2 separate regions of the Mus musculus genome follow, and region 2 is linked to region 1. Evidence: chromatin loops called from intact Hi-C (ENCODE). Cell type or tissue: gastrocnemius. All regions are shown on one strand.

Evidence for each region. A loop is a pair of places that touch in the nucleus more often than their neighbours do. Peaks named below come from ENCODE experiments on the same cell type or tissue, not always from the same donor. Only the 100,000 strongest peaks of a DNase experiment are listed, where the experiment ranks them.
Region 2: a loop joins it to region 1, with 3 times the contacts of the local background. A loop is called at or near these places in 5 of 42 quality-filtered maps.

Annotation. Positions count from the first base shown.
Region 1 is chr16:87,492,838-87,495,337 of GRCm38, reverse strand. Cct8 (chaperonin containing Tcp1, subunit 8 (theta)) reads left to right here. Exons shown (of 15, transcript NM_009840.3): 2 at 911-1,001; 3 at 1,552-1,631. Among named protein-coding and RNA genes, the nearest start is that of Cct8, 1.8 kb to the left of the region's middle. In gastrocnemius, no CTCF peak of the experiment used is centred here; a DNase peak (open chromatin) is centred at 1,081; H3K4me3 peaks cover 1,092 bases; H3K27ac peaks cover 658 bases.
Region 2 is chr16:87,404,168-87,406,667 of GRCm38, reverse strand. Ltn1 (listerin E3 ubiquitin protein ligase 1) reads left to right here. Exons shown (of 30, transcript NM_001081068.1): 17 at 983-1,142. Among named protein-coding and RNA genes, the nearest start is that of Gm25896, 14 kb to the left of the region's middle. In gastrocnemius, no CTCF peak of the experiment used is centred here; a DNase peak (open chromatin) is centred at 1,449.

The DNA of each region.
Region 1 (2,500 bases):
CCCCACTGCTCTACTGAAAACTCTCCTCTGGACGTTCTGTTTCCTTTACCTTTTCTGAGTTGAGACCGGGCCGAAGGCTGTTAACTGTCTTTTCACTCTGACTGTCCGATGTCGTAGCCTACAGGATAAATGAAGCCCCACCCCAGATCGAATAGGCCGTAGTTTCAGGAGTGATTTTTTTTTTTTTTTTAAAGCGGTCACATTGCTTATGGAGCGATTTGTCCTGAGTTCCCCAAGCTGCCAGATAACGTTTGTTTTGTCTTTCATATTTTTACAAGTTGTAGAAATAGCGGATTCTTAGCAGTACAGAGAGGTGGTGTCCCCTTTGTAGTGATAACTGGCATACTGAATGGATGTCAGGGCTTAATGTAAGTTAGTAAGTTCTGCAAATGACACTGTTAACCTTTTGAGGGGTAGCAACAGCTTCCAGTTTCCATCTTTTCCTCCATCACTCTGGCTGAGGACATGATACATTTAAAGGATTTCTGTCACAGGCTAGCATTTCAGCACAGAGATACTTTGTGTAAATCGGTACTGATGGAGGCTATAGTGAAGACAAGTTTTTTTAAAGTACCCCCATCCCCCAAATTTAGGTTAAAAGCTAGTACTAGTAGGCTGGGATTGTAGTTTAATGGTAGATTGCTTTCTTGTGTTCAATCCCTGGAAAAGGCAGAAGGAAGAATAGTTGTTATTTAGCTAGGTGAGTAATAATCTGCCAAGTAGGAGCTATTGATTATCCCATTAGTTTACAGATAGGAAAGAGAGCCAGGCCCAGTGGGGGAAACTGAGGCTGTCTGATGACTGCCTGTGTGATCCTGGCTGTTTCTTAGAAGCATACTCAACAGAGGTATCCTGCGGTAGAAAACTCTTAACTTGGTTATCATGCCTAAGCAGACATTTTCTTTTTCAGCATTTCTCGGGATTAGAAGAGGCTGTGTATAGAAATATACAGGCCTGCAAGGAGCTTGCTCAGACTACTCGCACAGCGTACGGACCAAATGGTAATGACCAAGTTCAGGCTGTGTGGTGTGACTGTTAGCGTAGAGAGCGGGCCTCACGTGTTTTATGGTCGGTGGCATTGATGTGCCTCTCACTTTCAGTCAGGAATGCAGCTTTCTGGGAAAAGAGAAATTGGAAACGATGCTGTTACCCTGTTAGGTCCTAGGGAAGTCCAGCATCCTCACTAGTGGCCAGTACTATTGTGGAAAGGCTCAGCAGTCTGCAGAAAACAGCACGGCATCAGGAAGCTCTTCCTTCCCTTTAACCACCAGTTGAATTAGAGATGCACACAAAGAGATTACGGAAGAAACCAAATGTGTTTCTAAGCATATTGATTTTAGTGTTAATTCCTGTTTATTAAGCACGTCTTACATGCTAAGCATGTTGGTGTTTAGTCAGGGAAGCCCATGGGGCTATGATGCTGATCTAAACAGATGGTGTGTTCTGGGGCTAAACATCAGTACGGCTTCTTGCCGGAGTTTTCCTGGGTTGTTTGCAGAATATTTGAATAATAATGGAACCTTTTTTTTTTTCTTTGCAACTACTTTTAAGGAATGAATAAAATGGTCATCAATCGCCTGGAGAAGTTGTTTGTGACAAACGATGCAGCGACTATTTTAAGAGAGCTAGAAGTAAGTTTTGTTTCAAAACCATCAAAAACCCATGACTCTGACATAGGTGAAACTGTATTCAATCTAGAGGACGAAAGGCTGTTTCTTCCTCCACTTTATTGTGAAGATTTATAAGTGACCTTTCTAGGTTTTCCATTTTGGCTACTCAAACTCTTAAATTGTCTGTGGGTGGGTGGGTTGAGGAGTATTTCTCTGATGATGATGAGATTTATTATTCTATAGATTGATTCTAATGTGAATTCTCCAGCAGTATAAACTGGTAAATATTGATACTTTATTTTACATAACCTTTTGGCATTTTCCTTTTTTCCCTGAAGTTTTGTTGTCCAAGAGGGTGTGGAATAGATACTTGGAGCAGGATAAGAGGGCTGTGATGCCCATCTCTCGCTCCATTAAACCTGTGGTTTAGTATTGGAGGAGGGGGTAAATAGTGTTTTTTAAAAAATGAGAAAAATTCACATTTCTCTAACAGCTTAAAGAATATGCTAAGAAAAATCTACCTTCACAAATATTTGTGGAGGAATTTTTCATGGTAAATGAAATGAGGAGGACTGGAGTTGAGTGCAGACTCCTCTTGATCAGTTCCCAGCACCCACATCAGGCAGTCCACACAGAGCATGGAATCCTAGTTTAGAGTGACCCGCCACCCCCTTCCAGTCTCTAGGCACCTATTCACACATAGCCACACACAGACACACACAAAAATAAAAATGACCTTCAGAATAACAGAGCTGTGGTGTTGACTTAAAGGGGGACGTAGTCTTTGATTTATAAATGTGGCCTGGGGAGATAGCTCAGTGATGCAGCTCTTGAGCCTAACAAACACAAAGCCCCAGGTTCTGTCCCCATTGCTGAAAATTTAAATTGAA
Region 2 (2,500 bases), 89 kb after region 1:
TTATAACTTGCCAGGTGCACTACAGTAATCGCTAGCACTTTCTTCAATGTCTAGTAAATTAGGGCTGTGTTCAGAAGAGGGGTGGTATTTGTTTTGATATGGGGCCTCACTGAATGACCAAATTGGTCTCTAATTTCTCTCACTCCAGCCTCTCTGGTGCCTGGGACTGTAGGTACAAGACACCACACCCCAGGGTTAGGATTAGGGTTAGTGTACTGGTTTATGACAAACAGCTGTTGTCACTTTCATTTTGTTGTTGTTGTTATTGTTTGTATGGTGAGCACAGCTGTTAGAATTGGGTAGACAGGTGAAAATGCTCTAAGGGCTAGCCACCATGTCTTCTACAACAAGTACCCGATGGAAGTAGCAGATAGTTAGCAAAATGTCATCACACTCAGCAGTCCCAGCATCCAGAGAGTAAACAGAAGGTAACATCTTCAAATTAAGTTTACAAATATCCAGCAGACGTCAGCTGGGGAAACCCAACTGCGTCGTGAGTTGAGTTCCTGTTTAGCCTTGATCAGAACAGTGTCGCCCCAGTAAGGCCTGCATAGCAAAGAATGATGGCATCAAGTAGCACCATCCAAGCAGGCACGGAATGTCATCTATCCGTCCAGCTACCATCAACTCAAGAGGAGACCCAGTGGAGCCTTGTCGTGGTCCCCTCTCTCCATGAATGAGCAACTAGCGTCCTTTTCCCATTGCAGTCATTTTTAGGGTGTGGAATTAAACAATAATTACATTGTGGAGACAGATAGCTTTCTCCTTGTTCACTGCCATGTTCTCAGTGCCCTCACCTGCTTACCGACTTTCTCCTTGGTACAGAGGTAGGAAGCCAGCTTGCCCCTTGACAAGTTTTGGAGGAGACAAGGGAGAGCTTGAAACTTAACTTTCCACAAGCTTAGATAGTACAAGACAGTTGAGTCAGCTTGGGTTCTGTACAGTGTGTGCCTTTGATAACTGGCTGTGTCCATTCTCTTAGTTGCAGAGCTGCTGTATTCACTGCAGTGGTGTGAAGAACTCGACAATGCGCCATCTTTCCTAAGTGGATTTTGTGGAATCCTTCAAAAAATGAATATAACTTACAGCAACTTATCTGTACTTAGTGAGACTTCTAGCCTCTTGCAGCTGTTATTTGACAGGTAAGACGCCCTTTCAATTTGTTTTAAAATTGGCTTTCCCATCCATAAGATGTAAACCCAGTTTGTGCTTTTGTTTCAATCAGAGTGTTGATCTAAAGCCCTTTTAATGGTGTCTTAGTTTGGGTTTTATTGCTGTGAAAAGACACTGTGACTAAGATAGCTCTTACAAAGGAAAACATTTAATCCGGGCTGGCTTACAGTTTGTCCACTATCCTCATGATGAGAAGCATGACAACATACAGGCAGGCAAGGAGCTGAGAAGGAGCTAGGAATTCTACACCTTGATCCAAAGCCAGCAGAGGGCGACTTTACCATACTGGGCATAGCTTGAGCATGAGACCTTAAAGCCCCGCCTCCACAGGGACTCACTTCCTCTAACAAGGCCACACCTCCTAATAGTGCCACTCCCTATGGGCCAAGTATTCAAACACATGAGTCTATGGTGGCTGAAGACATTGTTTTCATTTGTTACATGTGATTGATCTTCCCATTACTTTTTGTATTTTAATTGCACCTGCAATGTTGTAGCTATGAGTTTCTCTTCCTCAGATGAAGAAAATGGACTATGAAAATAGTTCTGGTAGCATTATGGTAGTTAGATGTTGAATGACATTTATTTTATTTTATTTTTGAGACAGGGTTTCTCTTTGTAGCCCTGGCTGTCCTGGAACTCACTCTGTAGACCAGGCTGGCCTCGAACTCAGAAATCCGCCTGCCTCTGCCTCTCGAGTGCTGGGATTAGAGGCGTGCGCCACCACACCCGGCAAATGACAGTTATTTTGTTTTAGTTTACCAGTATTCTGAATATGCTTTACAGTATGAGGGTACCAGACTTCCTCTGGAACACCCATCCATACTAACACAGCTTGCTGGTCATAGGGATGCAGAAGGGAGATAGAGGCAGGCAGGTCCTGTGAGTTAGAGTCAGTTCGGTCTGCATGGCAAGATCCAGGTAGCCAAGTCTATATAGTGAGACCCTGCCTCAGAAAAGAAAACAGAAGAAGAGAAAAGCCAACCCCAGATACTCACAGCTCCCTCTGCATTTCATAGTGCTTCTTTGTCCTTCACTGAGACTCAGTTATTCTCTGCGAGACAGTCCTTCCCAGATGTGGCTTCTGGTCTTCAAGTGAGATGTTTAAGGGCCTCTCTCTCCTATTGGCTCTTGAGGCCCGTTGCTATTACCTGGGACTGAGAGCTCAGTTCCAGTTGTGAAGAACTAGCTACACTCCCTGTCCTTGGATAATTAGTGGCAGTTGAGTTTGAAGTTTGGAATGACTTAGTGATCCAAATTTATTTAATTTTATAGAAGGAATCCAGATACTCAGTGTTTTAAATCTTAACAATTTTCAGAATGATTA